Regions from separate parts of the Mus musculus genome. Here region 1 is linked to region 2. Evidence: chromatin loops called from intact Hi-C (ENCODE). Cell type or tissue: left cerebral cortex. All regions are shown on one strand. Each heading gives the region's core, and the rest is flanking DNA. Links, peaks and the distances in the headings are about the cores only. Region 1 has its middle 23 kb from the start of Parp8. Region 2 has its middle 28 kb from the start of Gm6416.

Region 1 (8,739 bases), core at 240-8,239, 53 kb after region 2:
TTTGCATATGTAGTTACTGTTGGAAGGTTACAAGTCAGCAGAGCTGTTAATCATGACATTTATCTTTTCCTACCCTACCATTTCTTGACCACTTCATGATTGGCCTGTACCTTTGTCTGCAAGATTTCAGCACAACTAGCAGAATACTATATAATGACAATATTGGAATACTGATGTAAACTTCAGGCAACCTAATTTTGAGAAACAAAACTAGAGGAATGAGTTTAGATTGTAGGTTAGAGAAATGGAGGGCAGGATATGGTCTCCCCATTCTCAGTTGTTTGCAAATACATTTACCCCCCACAAAAAAATTTACAGTTGAGGCAGAGTCTTTTTGTCTGCCCAAGAGCTGTTTCTGATTCCTATCTGTTATCTGTTTAGGAGCTGGTTGGGCACAGTTGATGAATCAACCATTGCCCATTTCCCCTTTTTTGTGATTTCCTTAGAGGCCGGTTCTATTTCTGATCTCAAAGACAGAAAAGGAAGTAGCCTGAGAACTTCTGGGAAAGAGTTTGCTCCTTACACAAATGAAAGAAGCTTTATTGCCCACCTTTCCTGCCTCCCCTCTAACGTGCAAATAAATATCGACAATCTTAACTGTTGCAGCTACAAACCATGAGGAGATGAACTTCATGATGAAACCAGCTGGCCAGGAAGCCAAAGCAAAGGAAGGAAGACATCAGGTTTCAAAGACAGCATCAAGCCACAAACAACCCCAAGGCAAGGAATTTTAGGATTTCTCATTAAATACCATGATATCAGTAAAGTGGCCTTCTCTTCTTTCTTCTTTCTTTACTCCTCTTCGTTATCTGTGGTGTTTGGGATGAAACCCAATATATTCACCAAGACTTCATGACTGATCTCCTTCCCAGCCCATTAGTAAGGATTTCTGTTTCATCCAAACACATTTTTTTTTTTTTGCTTGCAGTGTTTTGATTTGATTTGGTGTTGTGATTTTATTGAGAGAGGATCCTGTATTCTGTAGTTCAGCCTGTCCCCAAACTCATAGTACTCTCCCTACTGCATCTTCCCAAGTGCTTGGATTACAGGCATAAGCCATCACATCTGGACTTCTCTGTTTTGCATTAGTCCTGTCTTGTTATATTAACTTTATTCTGGGTAGCCTTTTATTGCATTATAATTGTATCACATTCATTTCTATTACGATGTTTCTATTGATAGTCCCATTATTTAATAACCCCATGGTTGCCTTTTCTTGTATAATGTAACCTTTTAGCATAATATATTTAAAAATTGTGTTCTTTTGTGTGTGTGTGTGTGTGCATGTGCATAGGAGTGTTGTCATGGGTGTGGACATGTGAGGCCAGAAGTCAACATCAGGTGCCTTTTCCAATCTACTTCTGCTTTCTCCATCTTATGTACTGAGGCAAGATACCTCGCATGAACCTAGAACTTGCTGATTCCGCTGTCTGTCTAGTCAGCTTGCTCTACAGATCCCAAGGTCTGGGATTACAGTTGTGCCACCACACCCACCTGATATTTCTGTGGCTTCTAGACATCTAAACCTCTGATCCCCAACTTGTGTTACCAAGTCATTTTATCCACTGAGCCATCTTCCCAGCCTTAGCTCTAATATACATTCTTCATACTGATGGTATGGGACAGACAAAATACATCCACCAAATTGGTGATTTTTGATATACTGCCACCCAAAGCTTTAGGTGTGAGTTTTGATGCTTTGATGTCTCTAGATTCTAGAGATTTCAATTTCTTCACCTAGTCGCTCCTTTGTGGCTTATAACGCTGCTGCCACCCTTTGTGGCTATCAAGATGAAGAGAATGATTTCTAACTGGTTCAGATTGCTGTGCTCTTTGGTTTGTCTTGGTAGACGTCAGTCTCTGACTATGTAACTTTTTTTTTTTTTTAGAAATAACTCTTGGTTTGGTCCTAGTCATCATAGAAACTCAAGTTCTAGCAACAGAACAAAACATAGTGGCAGAAGCTGCTGACCATGAAGGAACCCTAGCAAGTCAACTCTCCGATCCCTTGAGAAGATGGGAATGACTTGTACAGACCTGTGTCTTCCAGGGAGATGTCCTATGGTCAGGTGTAAAGCTGGTGCCTAAGAACTTGTCTAGATGATTAAGGGAATGGAAGGAAAAAAAATAGAAAGATTGTTGACAAGATTGGTAGAAAGGATGTGGATAAACCTCTAAGAATGATTCAGTTCTCTCTCTCTCTCTCTCTCTCTCTCTCTCTCTCTCTCTCTCTTTCTCTCTCTCTCCTCCCCCCCCACCCCCACCCCGCCACCGGTTTCTTTGCAACTTCACCAATGGATAAGCCAGGATGCTCACCTTTGATTTTGGGGCGGTACTCAGAACAGAGCAAGAAGAAGACCGAAGGAGGCCTCTTGGGCGAATTGGGGTCCTTGAACTTCTTTTTGGTCTCCCCTTTGAGGAGGGGGGATGTAGGTTTTCATTTCTCTTTCATAACGAGCCTTGTCAGCTTTTGCCATGTCTTCAAATTTCCCCTTTTCTTTAGCAGACATGGTCTTCCATAACTCTGAGCACTTCTTGGAGAACTCTGAGAAGTTGACAGAAGCATCCGGGTGCTTTTTCTTGTGCTCCTCCTGGCAGGTTTGCACAAAGAACGTATATGAGGACATTTTGCCTCTCGGCTTCTTAGGATCTCTTTTGCCCATGTTTAGTTGATTTTCCTCCGCAAGGCACAGAGTCTCCCAGTGCCTATCAGGCTCTCGCTTGCCCCAGTGCTGTCTCTATGGAGATCAATGTACTGCAATGGCTGTGAGAGCGGGAGCCAGACGCAGCCTCCTCACTCTCTCCGCTCTGTAACTGTCTGTCTCCATTTCTTAAGGGCAGTGATGAGAAAATCCAAATGGCGGAGCAAAGCATCTCCCTTTATGGGACATGAGGAGCAGGGTGAGGAAGAACCTGGATTTTACCTCCAAAGGCTCATCTACCCCTACTTCCGGTCACTTTCTTCCTCCATCCAGATTTCATCACCTGAGCCCTCTATCCTCTCCTCACCAGACAGGAACCAGGACTTTAAAAAAGAAAAATAATAGATGTTATTTATTCTTTGTGGATGTCATCCACGCAACAATGTGGTTTGACCATACTTGGCCCCAACCTGTTCTTCAACATCCCTGGGATCCTCCACCCCACATTCCTTTCCAACTTTAAATCCTCTTTAAGATTATTTGTTTATAACCTCTGAGTCTAAAGGACCAAGGTTTTTGAACACATGAACCTGTGGTGTATATTTTCAATTTAAATGTGTGTGTGTGTGTGTGTGAGAGAGAGAGAGAGAGAGAGAGAGAGAGAGAGAGAGAGAGAGAGAGAGAGAAAGAGAGAAAGAGAGAAAGAGAGAGGCAGATAGACAGACAGAATCAGGGACAGAGCAGAGAGAGTCTGTAACTGGACATGGTGGCACAACCTGTAATCCCAGCCCTTTTAGGAGTTCAAGGCCTGCTTTAAAATCTTTCTATCTTATTACATTTATGTATGTGAGCATGCATGTGTCTGTATGTCTACTTGCCTACTGGTATGCACCTGCCATGGTATGTGCATGCTTCAGTGTAAGTGTGGAGGTCAAAGGGCAAGTTGAAGGAGTTAAGTTCTCTCTTTTCATTATATGGGCGCTGGGGAGTGAATTCAGGTCACCATGGCTTGGCATCAGGTATCTTTACCCACTGTGTCTCTGGCTTTAATCACCGGCACTCACTCTCTCTCTCTCTCTCTCTCTCTCTCTCTCTCTCTCTCTCCCTCCCTCCCTCCCTCCTTCTCCCTTCCTTCCTTCCTTTCTCTTCTTATTTATTTTTAAGGAATAAACAGTGGCCAAAGCAAGATCATATCACTAGGTTATCAGCACATAGATGCAACTTTGATTAGCGGACTTTTTTAGCTGAAGCCAAATGGCCATTCATGCTAAACCGCTGGTAAAGAAGTAAGAAGGTAGGATTGATGTTTGTGTCCTTCTGTTGTCTTGCACATAGCTATAGAATCCAATACTTCCCAGTCTTCCATCTGCTCTTTTATCCACCTCTTTCATACAGGGCATGCTAGGAATGGTTAAGTATCAAGGCAGTACAGTGATGGACTTAGAGAAATGAACCTTTTGATTCAGGGTCTTACGTAGCTCAGTTGGCCTCAGATGCCCCATGCAGTTGAGGATGACTTTGGATTCTCGATTCTCCAGCTCCCACCTCTCAGCTGCCAGCATCCCTGGCATGTGTTGACATACATTGCCAAGTCACTCAGAGTTCTTGAATTTGGAGATGATGTTCAGTTACAAGGGGAAAAAAATTGGTTTCTTTCTGTTAGGAGAAAGTTTGGGTCTTTCATGTTTAGTTTAAAAGGAAAGGTCTGTATAGTTATTGAGCAAACCAAAGCAAGAATATCTGTTTTCATTTGAGGCTTTTTTCTTTCTGAGGAATTCCCTAGTGCACCAGTTTAGAAAACGCCGCCTGCTTTAGAAGCTAAAATGCCAAATGCTAGCTTCCCCAGCCTCCTTTGCAGCTAGGGTACAAACATATGATTTCAGTTTTGTCAATCTGTTTGCCAGTACTGCATTTTGACTTGGGAATTAATAAAAATGAAACAGATTCAGTTATGCTTTCTCTGTTTCTTGTGCAGGCAGTGTAACAGCTGCTAAAGTATCTGTTGTCTCAAGAACAAGTGGGAGTTGTAAGGGTGGTTTAGCAGTTGGCTTAGGATTGAGCAAGCCTCACAGTTGCTGTTCTGCGGGCTGCTTGCTTCTCACTGGTGGTGGGGTGGTTTCCTCGCTAGGTTTGGGGGTGCACTTCCTGGCTGCTTAGTTTTGAGTCTGGCTCCGGAGCCATTTCAATAGTTCCACAAATGACTAAATATGTTTGTGGTAAATGTATTTACTGCGGAAGTCGGACACATCGGCTCCTGCACGTTTGACATTTAGAAATTCAAGATAGGGCCAACAAAAAATGGCTTAGTGGGTAGAGGCATTGGCGGATGCCTGGTGACCTTAAGTTTGATCTCTGGAATTCACGTAGTGAAATGGGAACAATGACGCCTGCAAGTTGTCCTCTGACCTCCACACATACATCAGAGCATGTACACACACACACACACACACACAGAGAGAGAGAGAGAGAGAGAGAGAGAGACAGAGAGAGACAGAGAGAGAAAGAGAGAGATTAAGTAGAAAATTTGGATTAGATTAGTTGCAGGCATATGTTCCTTTCTGCATTGGTGGCCATGATTGAGAGATGGACAGGAGATCCTTCTCAAATGTGTGGATTAATAATTAGGTTGTTGAGGAATGTGCGAATGGGAATCTCTGAGGCTTTAGAGACCAGCACAATGCCTATTCTGTGTGTTTACATTTCAGTCACCCATAGTGAAATCAGAAACCTGAGCCCCAAGATGTGTTCACCTGACAAAATGACATTTCTTCATTTGGATGGTGTTATATCTCACATGTGCCTATATGCCCAAGGATAAGCATATTCTAAGTAAATTTTAGATTCATATAGTTAGGACATGCTATGTTTTACCTATACAGCTGTATATTATACATAAGATATAACATGCATAAATATTTAGCTCATAACCAGCTTACACGTCTAGCTGTGGCCCAGAGATCATCACATGAGTCAGTTCCCGCCCCCCCCACAAAGGACAGAAGAAAATAGATGTCTGAAAAGAACATATTAATATCTTTAGTGTTTGCATCATTTTACATTATGATCTATTAACATTTGCTTGTTTATTAAAGACAAGGAGGTGGTTTATATTAAGTAAAGATGGATGCAGAACATGAGAATGCACGGCTATAAGCCTGATAGTTGAGAGGTAGAGGGAGGAAGATTGCTTCAAGTTCAAGGCTAGTGCAATCAATATAGTCAGAGTGTGCCTCAACAAAACAAAACAAAACAAAAACCACAAAAAACCCCATATAAACCAATAACAAACAAAACAAAGATTTACTAAAAACTAAACCTGCCTCTCATCCAAGAGCTGCTTAAGTAGATTCTGCATGTTCGCTGCTTATCAGGCTCTGTCTCTGAGATTCTAAAGTCTCCTAGGTTCTGCAGCCAGCCTAATGTGGTATTGCCCTTACGCAGTATGGTCTACAGTTGCCAAGTCTAACCCAGAGCTCAGAAGATTGCAGAGAGCAGGCAATGTCTGCGTTTGTATTATCTCCTACAGGTTTTTTTTTTTTTCCACCTTCTTCTGTCTGACATGTCCCCTGCTACTGTCTTTAAGTGTTTCCCTTAGCTGCTGAGCTAATGTGCTTATGTCTCCAATGGGTCTTGAGTGAACCTATAAATGATTAAGGATGCATTAGCTCTCAGGAGGGTTGCTGTGATTCCCTGAAGAAGAGGTAGTGCCTAGAGACCTAGTCGTGCAATTTTCCTGTGCTGTTGGCCTAGCTTTGAGGATGAAGTCGTATTACTCAGCAGTGAACAGTGTAATTACTCACAGCAGTTCGCCTGGTGGCATATGACATCCAATTTACAGAATTAAAGGTAATGTGATTCAAATGAAAAATAGGTGATTTTTAAAGAATGAATGGCCAGCTCAACTATTGGAAATGTCTGGGTTAGAGTTTCTATGTTTGGATTTTTATATGGTTTTCGTTTTTAATTAATATCTTATTCAACTTGCTATAATTCTATTGAGATTTTCTAGGATAAAACAAATCTGAATTTGGTCTGGTATGGTGATATCTCTCTCTCTCTCTCTCTCTCTCTCTCTCTCTCTCTCTCTCTCTCTCTCTCTCTCACCTTGCCAAGACTTGGGGAGGCTGAGGCAAGAAAATCATATTGAGCTTAAGGCCAGTTTGTATTACATAGTTTTGGGATAGACAGGCTACATGCTAAGATTCTCTTAACGAATCAGGGGGAGGATGGGAATCGGAACATGTTCTTTAGTTGTCAGTCAAAATACAACCCTCCATGAGTTTTGAAGTCAAATTCTCAGATCTATTGGGAGTAACCCCTCTGAAAAAATAAAGAATAAACAGGAAATAACAATATTCTGTAAAATATACTAAGGATAAAAGTGGATGCTCACAATCACCTATTGGATGGAACACAGGGCCCCCAATGAAGGAGCTAGAGAAAGTACCCAATGAGCTGAAGGGGTCTGCAACCCTATAGGAGGAAGAACAATATGAACTAACAAGTACCCCCCAGAGTGTGTGTCTATAGTTGCATACGTAGCAGAGGATGGCCTAGTCGGCCATCAATGGGAAGAGAGGCCCTGGCATTAGAATTGCTTTAAGAAGTATTTTTAAGACCCAACAAGGTAGTCAAGTTCAGAAAAATAAAGATGTTTGCTGCCAAGCCTGGCTACCTGAGTTCGATCCTCAGGACCTACAAAGCAGGAGAAGGTGGTAGCCAACACTAGCAAGTTGTCCCCTGATCTCTATATGCATATCAGGGCACACACATCCCCCCATAAGCATACACACATGCAATAAATCGATACATTTAATTTTAAAAAGGAAACCTGACTTGGACCTGTGAGGCGATTTACTGGGTGAAGGTTCTTACCACCAAGACTGAAAACATGAGTTTGATCTCTGTGATGAGCCAAATCTTGCAAAGATCTCTGATCTTCCCACGTACCATGTCCCTCCATTGTCCATGTGCAGGCAGGCATCCCCCCACACACTAAATAAAATTAATTTAATAAAGAATATAATATAGACTTTGAGTCTGAGTCATTATTCTGGGAGCTTGAGGTAGGAGGAAACAGCCCATGGTACAACAGGGATCAAGAAAATTAATATAGTAAAAATGGTCATGTTACCAAAAGCAGTCTACAGATTCAATGTAATTACCATCAAAATTCCAACCTGACTCTTGACATTTCTTGAAAGGAGAAATTTTTTACTTCATATGGAAGCACATACTCATATGTACACACAAAGACCTTCCCCCACCAATAAGATCACTAAAAGAATCTTGAATAATAAAATAAGTTCTGGAGGTATAAGCATCCATGATTTCAAGTTGTATTACAGAGGTAGAGAAATTAAAGCAGCATGGTATTGGAACAAAAATGGGCACCTTGATCAATAACTTGAAGACCAGATGTAAATCCACACCTATAAAAGACCTGATTTTTGATTAAAAAGAAGCCAGAAAAATACACTGGAATAAAGACACCTCTTCAATGAATGGTGTCAAACTGGATGACTGTATGTGGAAGACATCAAATAGATCCATACTTATCACCTCACACAAGACTCAACTCCAGTGGATCAAAAACTTCAACACAAAAACAGACAAATTGAACCTGATAGAAGAGAAAGTGGAGAATAGCTTGAACTTGTTGACACAGAAGACAACTTTATGAACAGAACACCATAATATCAATGTATCCTTATGAACAAAAAGGTTGGGAATAGCAAAAGACACCTTCATTTGGACAAAGTGGCAGCCTATAAAATGGGAAAAGATTTTTTATCCATTATACATTTGATAGAGGGCAAATATTCAAAATATATAAAGAACTCCCAACATTAGATATCAAGAAAGCAAATAACCAATTTAAAAATGTGATGCAGATCTGAACAGAGCATTCTCAACTGAGGGGAACTCAAATGGCTGAGAAACACCTACATAAACATTCTACATCCTCAGCCAACAGGTAAATGCAGATCAAAACTTATTTGAGATTTCATTTTACACCGGTCAGAATCACTAAAGTCAATAAAACAAATGAGAGCTCATGCTGGCTATGACGTAGAATAGTGGGAATACTCATCAT
Region 2 (8,739 bases), core at 467-8,466:
GATATATATTATACAAGATATGTATTGTATTTGTAATATATAATATAACGGCATTCAAAAAAACATGATTGCTATTGATTGCTTATAGCAAAAATAACAAACCAAAAAGATATATTTTAAAAAACGACTGTAGCAGGTAAACATATATCAAATATTGTTCATGGTATAAAATCTTTGTGGGGGTCAAGAGGTGGGGCAAAAATAGTAAGTACATATCAGATCAGCTATCTTTGATGAAAGCTGTGATTCAGAAGTCCTAAAAGCATGATAAATTCTTTGCAAGTTGAGCAAAAGCAAGGCTTCAGACTCTCTTAAGTTCATATCTGAGATCTCAATTCAGTAATACTTTACTATCTCATTGATGCCTGGAGAGTGTTTGCCTAGTATGTGTGGACTTCAAGATTCACCATCAGCTCTAGACAAAACAAATAAAACATGGAAGAAAACAAATACCTAATCTTGATTTCCTCTCTGCCAACCCACACTAGTAATACTTTAAATGCTATAACATGGTTAGTCAATGAAAAGATGTGTAATGGTTAAGACAGCCTGGGTTCAACCTTCAGAGAGTCATAGAATAGTAGCTTTATAAGAGGTCTCTGAAATTTTATTTGATAGGCAAATGTTTCTCAGAGACATAGGCATAATTCCTCCAGAAGAAGTGGTTCTTTAAAAAGCCATCTTCTAAACACTCAGGTATTTTGAGTTAGGACCCACAATTACTGAATAATACATTGTAGTGATAATTTCTAATAACTAGGACCTTTCCCTCTCCTGTCCCTGGTAATGACCAGTGCTCATGCAAGATGCTCCTCTTTGGTCTCTTGTGCAACTTGATTGCTGATTGCAAACTCTGGGAATAAACTTGGCATTACCCCAGCCTCTGTTCCTGCCAAGTCCAATTTCATCAGGGAGTAATAAAGAACAATACACATTTTTACTTTAATGTTCAAAGACTTCTGGATCATTGAATTTGGACAGTGTTTCATCTGTGGGATGCAAATTATTCTAATTACAACAAATTTACCTAATAAAAAAGAACACCTGCTTTTTTTTTAGGGCAACATCCTCCAAACAATAATGAATTGAACGAAATTAAATTTTGCTTGCATTTAATAGTACTTGGAAAAGAATAAAAAGGAAACAAAGAATTGTGGTTGCCACTAGGGAAAGCATTAGCTGGTTAAAGAACTTTACAGAAGAAACAATAGACTTTTATGTGTGTGGATTTGTACTGGCTGTCCCCAATAAATGGAAGGAAAACAGCAAAGACACCCAGATGAAACAACTGTTTATTGACTTTCCAAAAAGGAAGTCTTCTTTTTGTAACACAATAATCAAGAACTGAGGTCTTGACTTCTGTTTACATATCAATAAAATTTCCATATAATTTAGCTGTGGAACCTCAAGAGAAAACAGTTTCTATTGTATCATTCATTCTGTAAGCATCAACTATATATAGGTGAAGCATGTTTTCCAGACACAGAGGCAACTTTGGCTCCAACAGAGAACAGGAGCCCTACATGTTGGGGTTTTTGTAATAACTTATGTACTCCTTCCTATAATAACATTCCACCAAAATTCTAGCTCACTTAAGGTATATGAATTTACCACCTTTATAATATACTTCACATTTTTGGTTTTTAATCTCCTATAAGATTCATAGGAGCTAAAACAAAATAAGTAGAGTTTGTTAAGCCATTGTATGTTCTAGGAATAAGACTGAAATAGGTCCCTGAAAAGCATCTGGTCAAAGGCAAGGATCTGAGAAACTTCTTAGATCCGAAGAAAACATTGCATTAATACGTTTTCTAACAGCAAGAGATCCCTACACGAAATGGGCTACATGTAAACCCTGCTTTCCTTATGATAATAACAGAAGAGAGAACTAGTAACAGAAGCTCATGTATACCAGACATTTCAAGCAACCCTTCCTACATGCTGGAAACCCCAGACCTAGGGAAGGAAAGGGCAGTTTCTGGGCTCTTCTCTTCATTTGATGAAGGCAGCTTGTTCCTGTGCTCCCACGAGGCAGAAAGACAATGAGATCCCTGCTCATTTGTTCATTTGTCTGTCTGTCTGTTTTTCAAGAGATATGACAATCCATCAGATGAAGACCTCGGAGTTATAACCTCCTTTGACCTATTTACAGTCTCTGAGACCTCTATTTCCAATACTTCCAGCTTCTGGTAGGATTTTAACATATGAAACACAGACATTTAATGCCCATGAGAGGTGGTGAAATCAAATTATTATACTAATCAGTAGTAGTATTGTCTTAGATAATGTGTATAAATACTTCTCAGATATTGATTTTAGTAATATTTGTGATATTATATTGATTGATATTGATTAGTGATTTTAAGGGTATTATATACCATTTGTAGTCAAACTCAGAAATGGTATTTATTTTCTGGGCTTATTTTATAAAATGTTAAATTATCATGAGTTATAGCTAGTATTTAGAATCAAGTGCACAACTTTCCCTATATTTACTTATGCTATTGATAGGAGCTGGAATGAAGTACATGTTTGGCATATGTGAGGCCTTACACACCACTCACACACACACAGACACACACACACACACACACACACACACACACACACACACACACACTGTTGACATCAAGGAATTGAGAAATAATTTTTACGTATGATTTGCTATGATGTCAGTGAAAGGCCTTTGAATATAATGAAGCCTTCATAGGCTTTCTGTGGGCTTTGCCTACTGAGGGTTTAGGAAGTAGAAAGAGGAGGAGGCAAGGATCCTAGATATTCAATGACAGGCAAAGCCCCCGGAGACAGTGGCTTATGTATGATTTGGCTCATACAAGAAAGAATATGGAAATGGAGAAAAGGACTGAGCATAGCAAGCACGCTGAGCCATCTCTCCAGGACATCCTTGGGTTTTTTGTTCCAAGGACAAAATGGTAGTTTCCAATGAAACAATTCTAGAGTGGTGATGTTTCACCTGGAAATCCCTGATTTCACCAAACTCTATAATAACTCTAAAGTTATTTATACAGAATGAACCAGTAAATAATTTTAGTATATCTTGTTGCTGTTCAATAGGAAGCTGATAATACATACAGAAAATGCCAAAGGCTTTTATTCCTGTTTTAAATTCTATAGCCTTGTGGTATTACTCCCTAGAACTTTTCCCAATAAAATAAAATCTTATTTCATTACTGTACAGCCTCACATACAAGTGGGCTGGAAGTAAATGTGTGTAACGTGCAGTGTGTTTTAAAGGTCAGCATGCACACATGTGTGTGCATGCATGCTCATGGGCGCACACACACACACACACACACACACACACACACACACACAGACACACACCACCTGAGGATATTATTAAGCCTTTCTTGAATTTCCCATCCACTGGAGACTGAAACTCTGCATTTGCCAGAGTGGTGTGGTCAATCCAGGCTGGGATTGGAGAAACAAGTCTTCAAAGTTGCAGGTTCTGTTTCTATAAGTGCATACAAGGCATAAATTGATAAGTAACATTACTACCTGATTCTCTGTGTGTGTGTGTGGGGGGGGGTGGTTCTTGAGGATAGAAGATGTAACATATATAATAATTGGCTGGCCCAAGATAGTTTTAAAACATTATGATCTATTAATGGAATAAACAAGAGACCTTTAGAGTTAGCTCTATGTTGCTGAATTGACCTAAGGCAGAGAATTTAAGGGGCTCCCTTAGGATGGGAAAGGCATGTAGATGTGAATTTACTAAATATTTTCGACTCTAAGGATGTACTTGATTTCAGAAGTGGGAGTAAAGTCATCAGTGGCTTTCAGTCATGCTGATGAGGGAGCAGAATGCAGTTTTAAACCCAAGATGATTAAAGCTCGGCAGATGAGGTGCATTTGGGCTAACTTGGCTTTGATCTCATGAAGGTGTGAGGGTAACAGTGGAAGCAATGTAAAGGGAAAAACAGGAAAAGCTTGCATTTATTGAGCTCCACTCCATCAGATTCTGCTTGACCTTACACTCACTGTGTGGCAAGACATCAGAAAGGCTTTCAGAAAGTGTGTGGGTGCCCCGACACTGTCTCATGGGTCACAGCCATGTCCCTAGGGAGGACTTAACCTTCCCAAAGCTCTTCAGGAAGTGCACTGCGTGCTTGTAGGGATGTCTTCAACACTAAAACCACATAAGGAGAGCCCATACCTCTCTGTCCCCTCTTGTCCTGTAATGTCCCCCACAGATGATAAGTAATGGCTGAATAGCTCTGCTGAGAGTTATCTCTTATTCTGAAAAGTCCACATTGAAAATAAAGTGCTGCTTAGTTAGCCGGGCTCCCCTGACCCCTCTGTTCTAGCTAATTCTTCTCAGGTGTGCCCAAGCTTCTGCTTGCTAAAGGGACGGTCAGGAAACGCATACAAGCTAGGAAGTCACAAGTTTAATGTTTCAAGATTTGTTTTTCTCACACTCATAATGTCTCGAGGCAGAGTACTGAGTGAATCCCTAGTGCTCGCTCTCCCTACTTTACTGCCAAGTACTGCAAGCTATCCAGGAAAGAGCAATGGAGTGAACGATGCCGTTGTTCTTCCATCTCCAAGTTAGCAATGTCATTTTTTTGATCTTGCAACAACCGTAGCCTGAAATATTAGTAAATATTGTTAGGAAATATGGTCGGTCAGTTGAAGCAAGACCTTCATCTTGAGTGTTGTGACCACAGCTGTGATTCTGAGCACAGCGCTTCAACTCCTTCTCCTCTCTGATTTTTGGTCCAGTTCATAGATCAACAACCCAAATAACTTCCTTTCCCACTTCAGCATTATCAAGCCATTCCTGATGCTTCTAGTTAATTTTGACCGGACCCATCTTTCCAGTTTTTATCAAAGCACATTTTGTGAGTTCCCTCCTTTTTTTTTTTTTTTTTTTTTCATAACCCAAGCATTTTATTTATTTATTTATTTTTTGTTTTCTTTTTTTTCTTTCTTTTTTTTTTTTTGGTATACATATATTTATTTTTTTTTTCCTTTTCCATTTTTTATTAGGTATTTAGCTCATTTACATTTCCAGTGCTATACCAAAAGTCCTTCCCTCCTTTTTAACTTGAGGCAAAACAAAAAGTTGAGCCCACCCAACTAAAAACACATGATAATATCAATAACTTATATATATCACAATTCTGACACTTTTTCAAAATTGGAGTTTACCTGGTATTAATGTCTTCTAAAAGTGTGTTCTTTGGGGTTTTAAAGACATGTCCTCTTATGGTACCTCTGGTCTTCTCTTTGGAGCTACTTGAGTCAGCCATCATTGGGAGGAGAGGCCCATGGTCTTGCAAAGATTGTATGCCCCAGTACAGGCGAATGCCAGGGCCAGGAAGCGGGAGTGGGTGGGTTGGGGAGCATGGCAGGGAGGGGGGAAGATATAGGGGACTTTTGGGATAGCATTTGAAATGCAAATGAAGAAAATATCTAATAAAAAGAAATACCTCTATTACGGTTTCCTTGGAGTAATGATTCTCAGTTGTGGATACACACTAAAGTCACTAGAAAGCATTAAGCAGCATCAGTGTTTGGGACCAATTAAATTAGAATCTCTGGGTTGGGGTCCAGAGGTGAGGATATTTTTAAATTTCAATAAGAAAAGCTGCTTCTTTAGTAATTATAGTCTCGGCAAGATTCTGGGAGAGTAAAATATCTCTTTCTTTTTTCCTATGGGAAAATAAAAACACAAGGATGGAAGCACATACGGCATTGGTTCAGACAGAGGAAGCCATAGGATGATGTGAAGGTCAGGAAGCTGAAGGGTTCCTTGGAGACAAATGTGGAAGTCTCAAGAGTCGGAGGATACCACTTCAGCAGGAACTTTGACTCAGCACCTCGGAGTTGTATTGGTAATCGTTACTGTAGCCGAGTCTCCTAATGCACTTGTGGGGAGCTCTTACTCAAAATGAGTCCATTAGTTGATGGTGGCTCAAAATCTCATATCCCCCTGGTCTGCACCAAAGGCTGTGGGGAACAGAGAACTCAAACATATCAAACATACTCGGCTGCAGCTTTTCACTCTGGCACTGACCCAGCTCCTCAGGCTACAGGTGACCTTCTCAGGATGCTCAGTCACAAGAGGCCTCAGAAGAGCATGATGGGTATGTAAGAGGCAAAGAATGGCATCACGGAACCCTCTGGGGGTATGAGCCACAGGTTCAAAAGGCATCTTTGTCACTTCCAAGGAACCAGGACACTTGTTCACTGGACATTTTTTTTCCTTCTGCACTCATAACTAACCATCTTGTGGTTCTATTTCCTCGTGAATCAGAAGGATGAAGGACCAAGTGCCATACAGAACCTTCTTAATAAGAAGACACACAGCTGGATACCTACAAAACTGTAATGTGGGAAGCCACAAACGCCATTACAAAATGGCGCTGGTTTCAATAAGCAGACGCCCATGAATATGGGTAAACAACCAATGTGCACATGTGCCATAGAGTTTTTTGCTGAGTCACTGCCTGACCCGAGGCATGTGAATGAGGTGCTGAGGGCACAACCAATCAGGTGTGGACATGTCACTCCTAGGCCTATATAAGCAGCGCCAGTTCTGGGCCTTGGGCTCCTTCGCCTACGCAGTCCATGCTCTCCCAATAAACGTGTTGCAGAAGGATCCTGTTGTGGCGTCTTACTTGCTGGCGAGTGGGCATCTACACTGTAAAGCCTTAATATTATCCAGACAAAATATTTCATTATGGGTATTTATGAGAGATGAGTTTGACCCATGGTCTTCTATTGATTATATTTCCAATCAAATGGAGTGTATAAAATGGAAAGAGGGACAAAATTTTTACTACCATGTACTTAATGGCATAATCAGTAAAAACAAAGGAAAATTGGTTATGATACAGCACACTGGGCACTTATGATAATCCATAACCTAGAATTATTTGGGAAATTCAGGACAAGTAAGAAGAAAATGCCTTGATTTTTTTTTTTTTTTTTTTTGTCTCATGTACAATATGTGAGTCATGATCCCACAAACTCTCCTTTTGCAGCCAGGGCGTTTTAGGGCAGAATGACTGCTTTTAATATGTTTAAGCTTCTGAACTCCGAAAGGTATCTTTGTCACTTCCTAAGGCAAAATAAAACTTCAGTCTTTGCCCCTTATTACCTTCTCCAGGGAAATGTCAGCTCCTCTATCCCAGTCACCGTGGGACCTGACACCACAAGGCTATTCAGCTACTCTGTAGTAAGAGGCCTCAGACTTACCCAGAGATTCCGTACTGCTCACTTCATATATGCAATGCACACACAGTCTTTATTCTCAAAATGCTTTTTCAGAGCAGCGGTTTTCATCTGAATATAAACACTACAATTTCATATCAGAAATGACCCATTTCAGGGTCAGGGATATAGCTCAGTAGTAGAGTGCTTGCCTAGCATACATGAGATTCTAGTTTAAATCCTCAACGCCACCAAGAAGAAAAACAACAAACAAACAAGCAGATTACCTGATGTCTGTTAATTTACCATAACCTAGAATTATCTGGGGAATGAGTCCCAGCTGAGGTTCTGATGTATTCTCTACATCAAAATGGTCTGTTAGTCTATGTCAGTAGAGGATTGTCTTGATCTTAATTGGTACAGAAGGGCACAGTCCATGGTGGGCAGCGTTATTTCCTAGGCAGATGGTCCCAAACTATCTAATAAACCTAGTTGAACATGAGTTTATCTCCCAGCCAGCAAGAAGAATCTGAAGTTGAAATTTCTGGTTTCTTTGAAGACTCAGTTGTATTTTAGGATGTGGTTCTCAAAATTCTCTTATGACAGGATGTGTTGCTGAGAGCAGACATGTGGTGTTTTTCTGGAAGCTGCCTGGAAAAGGGACATGTGATGTTTTCCTGGAGTGGATGCTTGAAAGGACATGTGATGTTTGGAAAGGGTATAAGGATAACCCACCAGACAGTGGATGATGATAGGGCATTGGTTTGCTTGCCACTCTTTTGCTGGTCTTTTTTGGTGCTTTGCTGACACTGTCTTCACTAATGATGCTGTGGAATTGGCTCACCTTGACTTCTTTGTTGATCATCATTTGTCATGACTTCATAATGAGAAGTGCACCAAAAAACTTCTCGTGATAATCTGGAGGACTTGGGCGGATTGGCAGATCCTTGTGGTTTTTTCTGTATTGAACTACTGTTGCTGATTCATGAATGGTGGTTGTGAGTGGATTGAGCTACCACTGTGGAGTCCAATGAACTGACTGCTGATATCCTGACAACAAAGTTTGGAATTGACCCAAAGAAATATTTCTAAACAGGTCCATATTCCCCTTTGCCCTATTAATCTTTCCTCTCCTCTGGTGAGTGGTGGGGTAGAAGCTCCCTTGCCAGGGCTATACAGAGAAATCCTGTCTCAAACAAAACAAAACAAAACAAAACAAAACAAAACAAAACAAAACAAACAAACAAACAAACAAACAAAAAAACCAAACCAACCAACCAAACAAAAACCCTTATTAAAGTAGGTTTTGAAAAATCTAAGCCTATAAGAGTCCTCCATGATCCCTGCCTTATTTACTTAGCTGTGATGCTCATTCTTTGGATGGAGGTAATCCTGTGTGAAATATCAAACAGATCTTTCCCCAAGCTTCTGCCTTGAGTATCTGCCTTGATGTCCCTCAATGATAGATTGTGAGCTGGGTTGTAAGTAAATAAATTCTTCCCTCCCCTAAGTTGCATTTGATTAGTCAGGATGCTTTATCACATCAGTAGAGCT

Evidence for each region. Hi-C counts contacts between places; a loop is a spot of excess contacts. Peaks named below come from ENCODE experiments on the same cell type or tissue, not always from the same donor. Only the 100,000 strongest peaks of a DNase experiment are listed, where the experiment ranks them.
Region 1: it touches region 2 in a loop (1.9-fold over the local background); 2 of 42 quality-filtered maps call a loop at or near these places.

What each region holds. Positions count from the first base shown.
Region 1 is chr13:117,044,658-117,053,396 of GRCm38, reverse strand. It overlaps the pseudogene Gm29767. Among named protein-coding and RNA genes, the nearest start is that of Parp8, 23 kb to the right of the region's middle. In left cerebral cortex, for the core only: no CTCF peak of the experiment used is centred there; DNase peaks (open chromatin) are centred at 430, 4,214 and 4,629.
Region 2 is chr13:117,097,593-117,106,331 of GRCm38, reverse strand. No RefSeq gene overlaps it. Among named protein-coding and RNA genes, the nearest start is that of Gm6416, 28 kb to the left of the region's middle. In left cerebral cortex, for the core only: no CTCF peak of the experiment used is centred there; no DNase peak of the experiment used is centred there.